Regions from separate parts of the Homo sapiens genome. Here region 1 is linked to region 2. A link is an interaction called in ENCODE POLR2A ChIA-PET data of the cell type or tissue named here. Cell type or tissue: endothelial cell of umbilical vein. All regions are shown on one strand. Each heading gives the region's core, and the rest is flanking DNA. Links, peaks and the distances in the headings are about the cores only. Region 1 overlaps ARHGAP23 (Rho GTPase activating protein 23). Region 2 overlaps SOCS7 (suppressor of cytokine signaling 7).

The links. ChIA-PET counts read pairs that join two places held together with the same protein. Peaks named below come from ENCODE experiments on the same cell type or tissue, not always from the same donor. Only the 100,000 strongest peaks of a DNase experiment are listed, where the experiment ranks them.
Region 1: POLR2A ChIA-PET joins it to region 2 with 5 read pairs; 2 of 35 experiments call an interaction of 5 or more read pairs at or near these places.

The regions. Positions count from the first base shown.
Region 1 is chr17:38,442,642-38,451,092 of GRCh38, reverse strand. The region is part of intron 1 of ARHGAP23 (Rho GTPase activating protein 23); the gene reads right to left. LOC101929494 (a long non-coding RNA gene) reads left to right here. Exons shown (of 4, transcript XR_934733.3): 4 at 370-699. Among named protein-coding and RNA genes, the nearest start is that of ARHGAP23, 18 kb to the right of the region's middle. RefSeq lists enhancers at 1-174, 1,116-2,057. In endothelial cell of umbilical vein, for the core only: no CTCF peak of the experiment used is centred there; no DNase peak of the experiment used is centred there; H3K27ac peaks cover 1,071 bases.
Region 2 is chr17:38,378,640-38,387,090 of GRCh38, reverse strand. The region is part of intron 7 of SOCS7 (suppressor of cytokine signaling 7); the gene reads right to left. Among named protein-coding and RNA genes, the nearest start is that of SOCS7, 31 kb to the right of the region's middle. In endothelial cell of umbilical vein, for the core only: no CTCF peak of the experiment used is centred there; no DNase peak of the experiment used is centred there.

The DNA of each region.
Region 1 (8,451 bases), core at 2,544-6,543, 63 kb before region 2:
TGGTGGCGGAGGGGGCCCAGGGCTGGGAAATACCAGGCGTAGCTGAGATTCTATTCCAAGCCTTCCTGCCTAGCATGAGTCCTCCCCCCACGCCCTGCCCAGCTTCCTCCCCCTGCATCAGAAATTACCCTGCTGAGCTGCCCCTTCCATCCCCCTCTAGTTTGACCAGCTTGCAAAATCCATTCAACCTCATCTTCCTGAGGGTCCCTGGGGAGGGGCTTGAAGGCTGCATCCCCAAAGGGAGGGCATCCAGTCTTCCCTCCTTCCAAGAGATCATTGTCTTTTACCATTTGAAAGCACTTTCACTTGTTCTCATTTGACACCCTAAGAATCAGATAACCAGAGATTTTTTTGATACCCGTTTTTCAGTTACAGAAACTGAGGCTTGGCCAGGCGTGGTGGCTCACACCTGCAATCTCAGCACTGGGAGGCCAAGGTGGGCAGATCGCTTGAGCCCAGGAGTTTGAGACCAGCCCGAGGAACATGGCGAAACCCCATCTCTACAAAAAATACAGAAATTAGCCAAGTGTGGTGGCACGTGTCTGTAGTTTCAGCTACTCAGGAGGCTTAGGTGGGAGGATCACCTGAGCCTGGGAGGTAGAGGTTGCAATGAGCAGAGATTGCTCTCCAGCCAGGGAGACAGAGTGAGACCCTGTCCCAAAATAAATAAATAAATAAGAATAAAATTTAAAAAAGAAACTGAGGCTCAAAGAGAACAAGTGACTAGTTCAAGGACTCATTTTCACTAAGCTGGGACCAGATCCCAGGGTTCTAACCGCTTACCAGATCCTTTTCCATTACCCTCTTGTTTAACCACATCTTGAGTACCTGCTGTGGGCCAGGAGCTGAGATACTTTGGAGAGTCTTTCAGGAATATTGTCCCAGCTCCTGAAACCTTTAGGGATCCCCAAGTTCTAGACTCTGGCCAAAGCCGGCTGCCTTCACCCCCACCAAGGGAGACCCCCACAAACCAAGGGAGCCCTGCTCTCAGGTGCACAGGGCCTCTTCTCTCTGGGAGGTGACAGTTTTTTGAGGGTGGGGCCAGACACCTCCCAGGCTATCCCTCACAGGAGAGGATGGTCTGGACTGGAGGAGTAGAAGCAAGTAGGCACTGGGGAAGGGGAGGAGAGCGTCCTGAGTCCCAAGGGTCAGAGATAGGAGCAAGAAGGAAACTGACGTGTTGCAGGGCGTGTGGTTAAGGAAGTGAGAGAGGGGCTCAGGGTCGATTCTGCCTGCTTTTCCTTCCTCCAGCTTGCTCAGCACTCTTCCCAGAATGTGGGCCCCAAACTGCCAGGTGACAAACAATGCCCCCACCCCAAGAGAGTCATCCAGCATGTTTGAAGCTCCATCTGGTCCTGTACACCAGTTGCACACCACCAAACGCAGACCCATGACCACTCCACAACCTCGCACACAGACAGGGCAAATCCCACCACAGATCCGTGCATCCCAGGCATGCAGGCAATGCGATACTGACACATGCCCGCCCCGCCCACGCCTGGGCCTCTGAACCCTGCTCCAGTCTCCTCAGTCAAGGGCGGCGGCCCCCTCAGGCCTCTTCCACCCTTTTGCCCCATTCAGATGCCTGGTTCCCAGCATTGCTTGGGTAGAGACTCCCGCCTGACAAGCCCCAGCAGGCCAAGTTGATGAGCCGGCCAAGCAAGCCTGTGTCTCCGCAGCGCCCTCCATGTACACATAACCCCCATCACCGGGAACCTGGGCACCCCGCACTGGCACTATGTCTGGCCCACGGGTAGGGGATGGTTCCCAGGGTCTCCCCAGACCCAGTGCTCTTCCCCTGTAGGGCCACTCTTGCCCAGGGTTAGGATGGACTGTGCTCCCTCTCCCTCAAACTAGGCCAGAGCCACGGAAGCCTGGGAAGGGAGATGAGGAAGCACTTGTCACTCCAGACATCCCACCACCATCAGGGAGGTGGGCTGAGATAATGCCAAATGCACAAAATCCTCAAAATCTGTCTGGGCATGATGATTCATGCCTATAATCCCAGCACTCTGGGAGGCCAAGGCAGGAGGATCGCTTGAGCCCAGAAGTTCAAGACCAGCCTGGGCAACACAGCGAAACCCCGTCTCTACAAAAAATATAAAAATTAGCCAGGTGTGGTAGTGCATGCCTGTGGTCTCAACTACTCAGGAGGCTGAGGTGGGGAGGATCACCTGAACCCAGGGAGGTCAAGGCTGCAGTGTGAGACCCGGTCTCAAAAAAAAAAAAAAAAAGGCTGGGCAACTTGGCAAGACCCCATCTCTACAAAAAATTTAAAAATTAATCGGGGATGGTGGCGTGCACCTCTGGTCCCAGCTATTCAGGAGGCTAAGGTGGGAAGATCACTTGAGCCCAGGAAGTCAAGGGTGCAGTGAGCTGTGTTCGCGCCACTGCACTCCAGCCTGGGTGACGGACCAAGACCCTGTCTCAAAAAAAAAAAAAAAAAAAAAACTCCCCAAGTTCTTTCAGTGGCAGCACAGCTCAGGGGCTGACACACGGGATCTGGAGTCCTCTGGAGGCTGAGTCAGAGCCCTATCTCTACCACTTTCTAGATATGAGACTTTGGGTGAGTTACTTAACCTCTTTAAGCCTTGGTTCCTCATCAATAAAATGGTAATGACATGTATTTCCACCTCAAAGGTTGTTGGGAGGATTAAGTAAATTAAAGAAAGTCTTAGCACAGGCTCAGAGCACATAGTAGGGATTTAATAAATGCAGGCTGTTTCGACGGCTTTTTGGATAGTCATCACAGTCACACTGACATTCAGACATGCAGACACTCAGCCATGGATACACAAAGACACGGTGACACATGTGGACGCTCATAGACCCAGGCAAGCTCATCCTTCCCGGCATCACCCCCACCTCCCACTGCCAGCCTCAGGTTCCTACAGGCTCTTGACGTGCCCCAGTTCCTCCCAAGCAGGGAGGATTCAGTAGGATCTCCCACTTCCTTGGCTGAACTTTGGCAAGCCCAGAGCACTACCTTATGGGCCCTCTGGGAGTAGGGAAGGGGTGGGCAACATGAGACCCCAGGATGGGGCCTCTCCCAGCAGGCAAGGAGCATGGCAAAGGTGCCAGGCTGGCAGGGTCTCCAGTGCCAGAGGAGGGCCAGTTCCTCCCTCAGGGACAACAGAGGAAGGGGAAACTAAAGAGGAGCCTCTTTCCTCTTGGTGGGAAATGAGCACTTACAGAAAAGGGTGCGTCTAGCCAGCCACAAAGTAAACACCAGGGCCATTGCCCAGGCAACAGCAGGCTGGCATTGGGACAGGGCTTACCACAACCCCTCCGTACCCCTGATTTACCCACTCAGCAGCCCTTGGCTGTCTCTGGGGTCTCCATTCTGGTCTCTAGGCCTGTCTGCAGACTCCTCAAAGGGAAGAAGCTATGCCTCCTCCATCAGACTGTGTGCTCCTTGAAAACAAGGGATTTTTGCCCCACATCAGTCTAGGGTCTCCCAAAAGGCATGGCCTGTGTCTTTCCCCTCAGATTGGAGGATGCCCAAGGGCCTGGCCTGAGTCTCCCCCTTAGACTGAGAGCTCCCTAAGGACAATGGCTGCTGGGTTTTCAGAATGGATTTGCCCTCCTAGAGAGCTTTGTGCATAGCGGGCTCTCAAAAATTATTTCTTTTTTTTTTTTTTTTTTTTTTTTTTTTCAGACGGAGTCTCTGTTGCCCAGGCTGGAGTGAAGTGGCGAGATCTCGGCTCACTGCAACCTCCACCTCCTGTGTTCAAGTGATTCTCCTGCCTCAGCCTCCCGAGTAGCTGGGATTACAGGCACGTGCCACCACGCCCGGCTAAATTTTGTATTTTCAGTGGAGATGGGGTTTCACCATGTTGGCCAGGCTAATCTCGAACTCCTGACCTCAAATGATCCACCCGCCTCGGCCTCCCGAAGTGCTGGGATTACAGGCATGAGCCACCATGCCCAGCTCAAAAATTATTTCTTAATGGTGAGGATGTGGAGAAATTGGATTGCTGTGGGAATGTAAAATGGTGTGTCTGTGGCCAGGCACAGTGGCTCATACCTGTAATCCCAGTGTTTGGGAGGCCAGGAGTGCAAGACCAGCCTGGGAAACATATAGAGACCCCATCTTTATAAAAAATGCAAAATTGGCCAAACGTGATGGCACACACTTGTAGTCCCAGCTACTTGGGAGGCTGAGGTGGGAGGATCCCTTGAACCCAGGAGTTGGAGGCTGCAGTGAGCTATGATGCTATGATCACACTACTGCTCTTCAGCCTGGGCCACAGAGGAAGACTCCCTCTCTAAAAAAGCAATAAAAAATAAATAAATAAAATGGTGGAGTTGCTATGGAAATCAGTATGGCAGTTTCTCAAAAAATTAAACATGGACAGGAGGCTAAGGCAGGAGAATCGCTTGAACCAGGGAGGCGGAGGTTGCAGTGAGCCAAGAGCGCGCCGTTGCACTCCAGCCTGGGCAACAAAAGTGAAACTCCGTCTCAAAAAAAAAAAAAAAAAAATTAAACACAGAATTACCATATGATCCAGTAATTCCACTTCTGGGTATATATCCACAACAACTGAAAGCAGGGATTAGAAGAAATGTTTGTACACCCATGTTTGTAGCAGTGTTATTCACAACAGCCAAGAAATGGAAGCAACCCAAGTGTCCATCTACGGATGAATGGACAAATAAAATGAGGTATATCTATACAATGAAATTGTCTGTATTATTGTATTACATATAATACATACATGATATGAATAATAATAATTGTATTATTTAGCCTTTTAAAATAAGTGAAGGCCAGGCGGGGTGGCTTACACCTGTAATCCCAGCACTTTGGGAGGCTGAGGTGGGAGGATTACTTGAACCCAGGAGTTCTAGACCAGCCCGGGCAACATGGTGAAACAACATCTCTACCAAAAAAAAAAAAAAAAAAAAAAATTAGCCAGGTGTGGTGGCACATACATGTAGTCCCAGCTGCTTGGGAGGCTAAGGTGGGAGGATGGCTTGAGCACAGGAGATGGAGGTTACAATGAGCTGAAATCGCGCCACTACACCTCAGCCTAGGGGAGCCAGACCTTGTCTCAAAAAAAAAAAAAAAAGAAAGATATTTGACACATGCTACAATGTGGATGAACCTTGAAGACATTATGCTAAGTGAAAGGATTAATATTGGCTGGGCTTGGTGGCTCACATCTGTAATCCCAGCACCTGTATTCCCAGCACTTTGGGAGGCTGAGGTGGGAGAATCACTTGAGGTCAGGAGTCCAGGGCCAGCCTGGACGACACGGTGAAACCCTGTCTCTACAAAAAATAAAAAAATAGCAGAGCGTGGTAGCATGCACCTATAATCCCAGCTCCTCAGGAAGCTGAGATGGGAGGATCCCTTGAGCCCAGGGCGTCAAGGCTGCAGTGAGCCGTGATCACACCACTGCACTCCAGCCTGGGTGACAAAGCAAGACCCTGTCTCAAAAAAAAAAAAAGGAATGAATGAATAAATATTATATTATTCCACTTACGGTGATAGTGGAATATCACCACTTATGGTGATAACACAATAATATGGATGTACTTAATGCCACTTTACAGTTAAAAATGGTTAAAATTATAAATTTTGTTTTATATATATATATTTTTTCAGATGGAGTTTCGCTCTTGTTGCTCAGGCTGGAGTGTGGAGTGCAATGGCGTGCTCTCAGCTCACTGCAACCTCTGCCTCCCCGGTTCAAGCGATTCTCCTGCCTCAGCCTCCTGAGTAGCTGGGACTACAGATGCGAGCCACCATGCCCAGCTATCTTTTTTTTTTTTTTTTTTTTTTTAAGTAGAGACAGGGTTTCACTGTGTTAGCCAGGATGGTCTCGATCTCCTGATCTCGTGATCTGCCCACCTCGGCTTCCCAAAGTGCTGGGATTACAGGCGTGAGCCACAGCACCCGGCCGTATTATATATTTTGTGATTTTTTTAAAAAGGCCAAGTCAGAAATCAAACACACACACAAAATAAAAGGCCAGGCACGGTGGCTCAGGCCTGTAATCCCAGCACTTTGGAAGGCCGAGGCAGTTGGATCACCTGAGGTCAGGAGTTTGAGACCAGCCTTGCCAACATGGTGAAACCCCATCTCTACTAAAAATACAAAAATTAGCTGGGCGTGATGTCAGGTGCCTGTAATCCCAGCTACTCTGGAGGCTGAGGTAGGAGAATTGCTTGAACCCAGGAGGTGGAGGTTGCAGTGAGCCGAGATCACGCCATTGCACTCCAGCCTGGACGGCAAGAGCAAAACTCTGTCTCAAAAAAAAAAAAAATGTTGAAAGATGAAACAAATGAACAGGTCTCTCCTTGGTGCCCAGGAGAAGTCTCTGCCCACAGAGGTTGCCCAGGAGCTGGGCACCTCCTGCCTGGAAGACCTTTCCCTGCCGTCCCTTCTCCACTGCACCTCCTCAGAGTCTCTACTGTCATCTTTGGAGCCCTAGAGGTCCCCGCACAGGGGGATCGCCCAGCCTGAACCTGGCACGCATCAGGTCCTTGGCGTTGATGGGGGCCTGCCATCCACAGAGGCTGCCATCCCCAGTCATGCACAAACTCTTCCAAGGCTGCCGGCAGGAACTTGGAAGAGTTTTCTTGGCAGAAACCTGGCTCAGTGTGGGGGCCCTCAAACCCACCAAGCACACACATGCCCATTCCAACGCGCCACACGCTCACACCCACCTGTAACATACACACAAGGGTGTGCCCACAGAGACACCGCCGCGTCCTCTCAGGCACTCCTGGAAATGAGCCCGCACAATGAAGGGTGCACATCTCGGCTGCCTGGCAGGCAGGTCCCGTGGCCAGCAGAGCCCCCTGCTGGCCCAGCGCTGGCATGCCTCGTCTCCTTGACAACCCAGAGCGAGCAGAAGGGTCCTCATTCCCTCAACCTCGCTCCCCAGGCCCCTCAGCTCCAACCTGCCCTGGGATCTTCCCCTCCCCATCTCCTACAAAGGAGAAGAATCTCCTGCAGAAGGACAGAGCAACTGTGGAATCTCGGGGTCTCCCTTTGGTCAAGGAGAGAGGCCAGAGCCCCTTTTCAGACTAGACTGGAGCAGTCATTCCTAGAGGCAGGGGAATGCCTGCAATGACTCTTCTCTAAGGTCAGCAGATCCATCCCCTGGTCTCACGCTGGACAGTGCATTTCAGAGGAGACTAGGGGAAAGCTCTAGGTGTGACTCCGCCTGCCCCCCGCCCCCCAGGAGTGCTTCCTGTTGTCTGACAGCCTGGGCAGAGGTAACAGGTGCACACACTGGTTTCCTTCAGGCAAGAGCTGGGTCCCAGTCAAGCTAAGACCATGTCCCCTCCCAGGGCAGGTCTCAGCAGATTCCGAAAGTCTCCCGGGGGCACATGGGGCTCCCTTCAGGGAGAGGCTGTCAGCCCCACCCCTGAAACCACCCACCCCCTCACCCCAGCCCTGCCCATCCCTCCCGGTTACCCCTGCCTTCCCCTTCACACATGTGGCCCTGCCTATGAACTGAACCACTCCCTAATCCAGTCTGTGATGCCCAGAGGCAGCTGGACAGGTGGCAGGGACAGTGGCTCTGCAGGGACAAACAGCCTCCCCTGGGTCACTACCATGAGGGAGCCCCCTGGGCTGGGCTCTCTGGTCAGAAGAAGACAGATGGCATCATCCTCACTCCAGATCCTCCTCCCGCCTCCCCCTGCCAGTTTGCCTGGCCCCACATTTGGGGACAGGATAACAGCCACACAGTCAAGAATACTTGCTGAGTGCTTACTATGCCCCAGGCAGCTGCTGTTAGATGCGCTAACTCATTTAACCAACCTCTGGAAATGAAGGTAGCACCCAGCACCCACCACCTGCAACTCCTGGCTCTCCACCGGGTTGGGTGCTAGGCAGGGAATGCTGGGTGACCTGCAGGGGCACCGAGGCTTGGGGACAGGGAGGATGGTGAGAAAGTGACCACTGTCCTGGCATCAAGAAGGCTAACACAGAGAAAAGGCCACACTTGCCATTGGTACTGGCCCTGGCCCTTTTCTGGCTGTGTGACCTCAAGATCATCACTCAAGGTCACTCAAGTTTCCTTATTTCTTCAGCTATAAAATAAAGACAGAGATAGCAGCCTGAAAAAGTTGCTGAGAACCAAGAATCAGGTATTATGGCCCCAGCGCTCCATCCCCCCATCGGAGTAGACTCTGCTTCCTAGATGTCTCTGGAGTCTGCTCACTTCATTACACCATTGCCCTGCTCCAAGCGGCAGTCACCTCTCTGGCATCTGACAGTCCAGATTGATTATTTTAATATTATGACCACCAGGCCCTGTGGGACGCGCCTTGGCCCCCACACTCACCACACCCTCTTCCTCTGTGCTCTGGCCACCCTGGCCTCCTTCCACCTCCTGTGAGGACCAGGCACCCTTCCAGCCTCGGGTCCTTTGCACATGCTGTTTCTGGAATGCAACCCATGCCCTGATTCACTCCTACCCACCCTGTTGC
Region 2 (8,451 bases), core at 1,600-5,599:
TTTTTTTTAAGATAAGAGTCTCGCTCTGTCGCCCAGGCTGAAATGCAGTGGCGCGATAGCTCACTGCAAGCTCTGCCTCCCGATTCACACCATTCTCCTGCCTCAGCTGCCCGAGTAGCTGGGACTATAGGTGCCCACCACCACGCCCAGCTAATTTTTTCTATTTTTTAGTAGAGACGGGGTTTCACCGTGTTAGCCAGGATGGTCTCAATCTCCTGACCTCATGATCCGCCCACCTCAGCCTCCCAAAGTGCTGGGATTACAGGCATGAGCCACTGTGCCCGGCCATTAATTATATTTTTCAAATGGTCACCTTCAAAGGATGATAGGGAACCAATTCGTTATCTTGAAAATTAGTAAATAAAGAAAAAGAGTCAAGCATTTATCCTGCTTTTTCTATATGAATTTGGTAAATAATAAATGAGGAGAAATGTCTCTATAAAACTATTCCATCTAATAAATAAAAAGTGATAAAATTAGAGTATCATCATTTTGCAACTCCCAATGAACAGCTGCTAAGATCACAAAAAGAGACACAACCAGACATCATGTGTTTCCTATGGGCATGCCAAATACTACCTATATAATCTTGCTAAAAGGATCAAGCCTCAGTTTTTTTGTTTGTTTCTGAGATACAGTCTCACTCTGTCACCCAGGCTGGAGTGCAGTGGCATGAACACAGCTCACTGTGGCCTTGACATCACAGACTCAAGCGATTACCCTGCCTCGGCCACCTGGCTAATTTTTTTTTTTTTTTTTTTTTTTTTGAGACACAGCCTCCCTCTTTTGCCCAGGCTGAAGTGCAGTGGCACAATCTTGGCTCATTGCAACCTCCGCCTCCTGGGTTCAGGCCATTCTCCTGCCTCAGCCTCCCAAGTAGCTGGGATTACAGGTCTGGGCCACCATGCCTGGCTAATTTTTATATTTTTAGTGAGACAGGGTTTCCCCATGTTGGTCAGGCTGGTCTCAAACTCTTGACCTCAGGTGAGCCACCTGCCTCGGCCTCCCAAAGTGCTGGGATTACAGGCCTGAGCCACCGCGCCTGGCCTCGGCTAGTTTTTAATTTATTTTTTTGGTAGAGACAGGGTCTTACCATGCTGCCCAGGCAGGTCTTGAACTCCTGGGTATAAGCGATCCTCCTGCCTCACCTCCCAAAGTGCTGGGATTTTAGGCATGAGCTACTATTATATGTTCAGTCAAGCCTGAGTTTGAATCAGACTCCTGCTAATTTGTAAGAAATACAGAAGACAGGACAACATGCTAAACTCCAACAAGAGTACGTAATTAGTAAAATCCAAGGAAATTTTCCAGGTCAAACAGCCCAATTATTCAATAAGTAAATCGTAAGGAAATGAAAGAAAAAGCCACAGATTAAGATATTTAAAAGACATGAAATTTTTTTCAAATGAGCAATATCAAACTATAGTGTTCAGGGATATACACTGGGGTGATAAAAGCATTCATGGAAAAATGAAAGGAAGTGATTATTATAAAGACAGGTGTAGAGATTAGTATGGGGCACACGGAAGGATTTCTGGAGTGGCTGGAAAAGTTTTGGTTCCTTTGCCTGAGTGGTGTTCACCTTATAATAATATTAAACCATGCATATGATTTTTGTGGTTTTCTATTTAAAAAAAAAAAAAAAGAAAGAAAAGAAATTCAGATGAAGTAATGCTGTCACGCTGCTCCCCCTCCCCAACGAATCCAAATTGGGTAAGCCTTTGAATTCAATTACCATTTTACAGGAAATTCAGAGTACAGAGGAACATATTAAACAACGTCATGGAGAAGCAATAGGTAAACTCCAAACATAACAATATTTTAAATATATAAATTGCAAGAAAAAAAGGGAAAAAGAAATGGAGGAAGAAAACTACAAATTAAAAAAGAAGTGCTGCTGGGCACGGTGGCTCACACCTGTAATCCCAGTACTTTGGGAGGCTGAGGCGGGTGGATCACGAGGTCAGCAGTTCAAGACCAACCTGACCAACATGATGAAACCCCGTCTCTACTAAAAATACAAAAAATTAGCTGGGCGTGGTGGCGGATGCCTGTAATCCCAGCAACTTGGGAGGCTGAGGCAGGAGAATTGCTCAAAACCGGAAGGCGGAGGTTGCAGTGAGCTGAGATTGCGCCACTGCACTCTAGCCTGGACAATAAGAGCAAAACTCCGTCAAAAAAAAAAAAAAAAAAAAAAAAGAGCTGGGTGCAGTGGCTCACGCCTGTAATCCCAGCACTTTGGGAGGCTGAGGCGGGTGGATCACAAAGTCAGGAGTTCAAGACAAGCCTGACCAACATGGTAAAACCCTGCCTCTACTAAAAATTAAAAAATTAGCCAGGTGTGGTGGTGTGTGCCTGTAATCCCAGCTACTCAGGAGGCTGAGGCAGGAGAATCACTTGAACCCGGGATGTGGATGGTGGCAGTGAGCCGAGATCGCACCACTGCACTCCAGCCTGGGTGACAGAGGGAGACTCCATCTCAAAGAAAAAAAAAAGAAGCTGGGCATGGTGGTTCACACCTGTAATCTCAACACTTTGGGAGGCTAAGAAGGGAAGATCACTTGAGCCCAGGAGTTCATGACCAGCCTGTGCAACATAGAAACACCTTGTCTCAACAAAAAAATTGAAAAATTAGCCGAGCATGGTGGCCCATGCCTGTAGTCCTAGCTACTTGGGAGGCTGAGGTGGGAGGATCACTTGAGCCTGGGAGGTCAAGGCATGATTGCACTACTGTACTCCAGCCTGAGTGACAGAGTGAGACCCTGTCTCAAAACAAAACAAAACAAAACAAAAGTATATTTAAACACTAAACACTAATATGCAATGAAGAAGTGGACAGGTATACAAACAGGGCAGGAGTGGCCATGGGCTGATGGTTGCTGGGGCTGGGTGATGGATACACAGGGTTTATTACACCATTCTGCACACCATACAAATAAACATAAAGCAGGTAATAAGCCAGGAATAAGTCTAGTTTGCAAATATCCTCAAGGGAGTCTTACGGTGTTGCTAAAGGGGGTCATGCAGCCAGAGCAAGGAGGGGAGCCCCATCAGTGGCATGACTCTGTACCTATAAAACAAGGACGAACCGCTTACTGGGGAGATGCTCAGAGACACTGGTCACAAATCCCCAGGAAAGGACTCCTGGCTTCTTTCACAAGCGTAAGTGAAATAACCTCTTCTGAGTATGTCTAATATCTCATCAGCAAATGTTTGAGTGTTCTAATATACAAAATAATATAGAGCAGGCTGGGCGCGGTGGCTCACCCCTGTAATCCCAGCACTTTGGGAGGCCGAGGCGGGTGGATCACCTAAGGTCAGGAGTTCGAGACCAGCCTGACCAATATGGTGAAACCCCGTCTCTAAAAAATACAAAAATTTAGCCGGGCGTGATGGTGGGCGCCTATAATCCCAGCTACTCAGGAGAATTGCTTGAACCCAGGAGGCAGAGGTTGCGATGAGCCGAGATTGCGCCACTGCACTCCAGCCTGGGCATAACAAAGTGAGACTTCATCTCAAAATAATATAGAGCTAAGGAAAGACAGTTCTTGCTCTGGATGACCTGGCAATCAGACAGGTAAGATAAAATAACGACAAAGGGCATCTCAAAGGATATCACAAGGATATCTGAGGGGCCACCCAGAGTATCATTCAACACATATTATCTTGGGTACCACCTTTATAGGGCCAGGAGAACACCAGAGATACCACCTTAAACACTTCCTATGCACCTACATCTTAGAGAGCACTGAGAAAAGTAACATCTGTTGAGTGCTTACTCTGTGTCAGGCATTGTCTTAAATATTTTACATGAGTTAACTCTTGCATTCCTCAAAACAACCCTATAAGTGAGGTACTATAATCATCCCCATTTTACTGTTGAGGAAACTGAGGCAAGAGAGGTTCAGTTCATGCCTAAGATCACAGAGCTAGTAACTGGCAGGACCTGGGGTAGCACTCGGTGCTCTGGATCCAGAACTTGTACTTTTTAACCCCTATGGTATATAACAATGTTTCCCAACTGGGGATGATTTTGGCCCCCAGGGACATATGGAGACATAATGTGATTGTCACAGCTTGGGGTGGGGGTGAGTGCTCCTGGCATCTAGTGGGCAAAAGCTAGGGCTTCCTCCAATACACGGGACAGACCCCACAACAAAAAACTGTCCAGCCTAAAATGTCAATAATGCAGAGCTGAGAAACCCTGGTAAACAGGGAAGACATGTCACTGAACAAGTAATTATAAACTTAACAAGGGTTACAAAAGAGGAAGTAACCAATTTCCTTAAAGAGCTGTCCAATTCCGCCAAGCGTGGTGGCTCACGCCTGTAATCTCAGCACTTTGGGAGGTTGAGGCAGGTGGACCATGAGGTCAAGAGTTTAAGGGCAGCCTGGCCAACATGGTGAAACCCCGTCTCTACTAAAAATACAAAAATTAGCTGGGCGTGGTGGCGGGCGCCTGTAATCCCAGCTACTCGGGAGGCTGAGGAAGGAGAATCGTTTGAACTCGGGAGGCGGAGGAGGTTGCAGTGAGCCGAGATCGTGCCATTGCACTCCAGCCTGGGTGACTGGGGTAGACTCCATCTTGAAACAAACAAACAAAAATGAGCTGTCCAATTCAAAGCATGATTTTTTTTTTTTTTTTTTTTTTTTGAGATAGGGTCTCGCTCTATTACTCAGGCTGGAGTGTGGTGGTGCAATCACAGCTCACTGCAGCCTTGACCTACCCGGCCTAAGAGATCCTCCTACCTCAGCCTCCCAAGCAGCTGGGACCAAAGGCACACACCATCACATGTGGCTAGGCTTTTTTGTTTTGTTTTGTTTTTGTAGAGATGAGGTCTCTCTACATTATCCAGGCTAGTTAGAACTCTTGGGCTCAAACAATCCTTCCACCTCTACCTCCCAAAGTGCTGGGATTACAGATGTGAGCCACCAAGCCTGATCAAAGCATGATTTTTTAAAGATATTTTTTTCTTCACGAACTTTACAGATGAAGATTCTCTCAATTAAAAAGGGTATGTTTGCTTTTAGCCTGGCTCTAATAGGATCAGAGGTTTTGTGTGACATCAGTCACACTCTCACTGCTGTCTGGTGTTAGGGGTTTAGTTTTTTTAGGTTTTTTTTTTTTTTTTTTTTTTTTTTTTGAGACAGAGTCTTTGGAGTGCAGTGGTATGACTTGGCTCACTGCAATCTCCAATTCTGGGGCTCAAGCAATTCTCATGCCTCAGCCTCCTAAATAGCTAGGACTACAGATGTGCACCACCATGCCCAACTAATTTTTTGTATTTTAGTAGAGATGGGGTTTCACCATATTGCCCAGGGTGGTCTTGAACTCCTGAGCTCAGGCAATCCGCCCACCTTGGCCTCCCAAAGTGCTGGGATTACAGGCGTGAGCCACTGCGCCAAGCCTGATACCAGTCTTAACACCCTCCTACTGCATCCAGCTCTGGGATCTGAGCCAGAAAAACCTGAGATCTCATCCTGGTTCTGCAACTCACTGGACCTCAGTTTCTTTTGCTTTTTCAAAAAGAAAAAAAATAAAAAGGAGACGGTACTATCCCCTCAAAGGGTAACACTTGGTTAAATGGAATAACACCTGGCTCCTTGTAGGTGTTCAGTTGTCATCATTCCAAAGTCTGAACACACAGCCTCCTTTCTGAATCGATCAAGTTAAAATCCCTGACGCAGACTGACAGAGCTCAACCTAAATGCTAATACCTACCTCTTCCTCACCCTAATAGTCTCCTCTAATAAAATCAAGCTTATATAATGCCTTCCCCTTTATAAGCAAAAGAGGGCAGCAAACAGTGGTAAAGGCTTTGTCTTCTTTGGCCCTATCCTTCAAAGAGAGGTCACTTAGGGTCGAGGGGCAATAGCTCTGCTTTGCCCTCTCAACTTGATTACAATTTTAAGTATACACAGATATTCAACTGGAGCATGTGCACCCTCCTGCCCCCAGTAAACATGGTTCTACCTTCTTTAGGTAGTTTCCACAAATGCCAGCAAACTTTCAATCTGATTACTACTACCTCTTCCAATAACAGACCGGTGGGAAATAAAGTCAAGGATTTGTAGTCAAGCCCAGGTTTGAATTCTGGCTTCAGCACTGATCAACCGAGTTACCTTTAGAGTAAGTAACTTAACTTTTGAGCTTCAGCCTCAGTTTCCTCACTGGCAAAATGAAGTCTCATGTATTATTTTATTTTTAAATTTATTTTATTTTTATTTTTTGGAGACAGAGTCTCCCTCTGTCACCCAGACTGAAGTGCAGTGGCTTAATCTTGGCTGACTGCAACCTCCACCTCCCAGGTTCAAGTGATTCTCCTGCCTCAGCCTCCCAGGTAGCTGGGACTACAGGTGCCCGCCACCATGCCTGGCTAATTTTTGTATTTTTAGTAGAGGTGTGGTTTCACCATGTTGGACACATCATTATCATTATTATTATTATTTTTTTTTTTTTGAGACAGAGTCTTGCTTGGGGGCCCAGGCTAGAGTGTAGTGGCACAATCTCAGCTCACTGCAACCTCAGCCTCCTGGGTTTTAAGCGATTCTCCTGCCTCAGCCTCCAGAGTAGCTAGGATTACAGGCGTGCACCACCACACCTGGCTAATTTTGTATTTTTAGTAGAGGCGAGGTTTCACCACGTTGGTCAGGCTGGTCTCAAACTCCTGACCTCAGGTGATCCACCCACCTCGGACTCCCAAAGTGATGGGATTACAGGCGTGAGCCACCGAGCCCAGCCATATTATTTTAATAGATTGATCTATATTACCTAACTTTGAGGTTGTTGTAAAAATGTCAATATATTTAAATAAAGAGCCTGGCCAAGTACCTGGCATCTAACAGGCACTCAATATTAATAGTTGCAAACACTACACACTCTAGCCCTTAATACAATGCTAAGAATCTTGGTTAAAATATCTGCAGACAGGGTACATTTGTACAATGAAATAAGCTGTATCTGAGGAGTCCAATATTCCACGAAGTTTTCTCAATATTCTACAAATAGAGTGATGTTCCAGAGTCCAGAATCTTCTTTGAGATTTCCCGGGCTTGTCCACAGGCAGAGCTGACTACCCTACTCTTGCTGGTTACCACCACATGCTTTATACTGACTTGAACATGTGCTCTGACCTTTGTCTTCCTTCCTGTCCCTTCTTTTAGACTATGACTTCTCTGAAGGCAGAAAGGTAGCTTATTTTTGATAATTAAGTTACAAAATAAATGTTTGTTAAATAAAAACCCCCCAAAAAGCCATAAACTTTAAAAACTGCTAAGCAGAGTCAACTCCTATAAGGAAGGAATCTAACTTTTCCCTTTAAGCAAGTCAACTGCACAAGACCCAACTGTGTTGACAGCACTGAGGCAAAACTAAATGAAGTGAGAATTAATACAGTTCACACCCTGTCATGCCTTATTCAAATCCCCAAGATTACAAGAAACATTCCTGTCACCTGGCTCAACCTGTTCCTAGTCTTCTGCCTGAGGCTCCCCTGAGCTCCTACAGTTTAGAGCAATTTCTAGGTGTTCTGTTCAAGAATCTTAATTTGATTCAATGGGAAAGCATGAAGTTCTCATTTTAAGTTGTTTCTTTTTTGTTGTTTTTGTTTTTTTGAAAGAGTCTGGCTCTGTCGCCCAGACTGGAGTGCAATGGCGCAATCTCAGCTCACTGCAACCTCCGCTTCCTAGGTTCAAGCAATTCTCCCGCCTCAGCCTCCTGAGTAGCTGGGATTACAAGGCACCTGCCACCACACCTGGCTAATTTTTGTATTCTTAGTACAGACAGGGTTTCACTATGTTGGCTAGGCTGTCTCGAACTCCTGACCTCAGGTGATCTGCCCGCCTCAGCCTCCCAAAGTGCTGGAATTACAGGTGTGAGCCACCAACCCCTGCCTTGTTTTTTTTTTTTTGTTTTTTTTTGTTTTTTTTTTTTGAGACAGGGTCTCGCTGTGTCACCCAGGCTGGAGTGCAGTGACGTAATCTTGGCTCATTGCAGCCTCTGCCTCCCAGGCTCAAGTGATCCTCCCACCTCAGCCTCCCAAGTAGCTGGGACTACAGACGCCTGGCATCACACCCGGCTAATTTTTGTGTATTTTGTAGAGACATGGTTTCACCATGTTGCCCAGCCTGGTCTTGAACTCCTGGACTTGAGCAATCTGCCTGTCTCAGCCTCCCAAAGTACTGGGATTATTACAGTGTGAGCCACCATGCCTGGCTTAAGTTGTTTGCATCTTACAAGTTCCTCATATTAATGTCCGTGTCATTTTGTCTTACCCAACACTATAAAGGCAGATTGCTCCAAACAATCCCCTCTTGCCCTCCACAGATTATACAGACACCTCCCTAACTTAGTGGGCAGGAAGACTATACAATCACATCAGCAAGGATAGCAACTGCCCAGTGCTCCCAAATGGAGAGAGGTCTTGTATTCATCAATGGTAGGGATGGCAA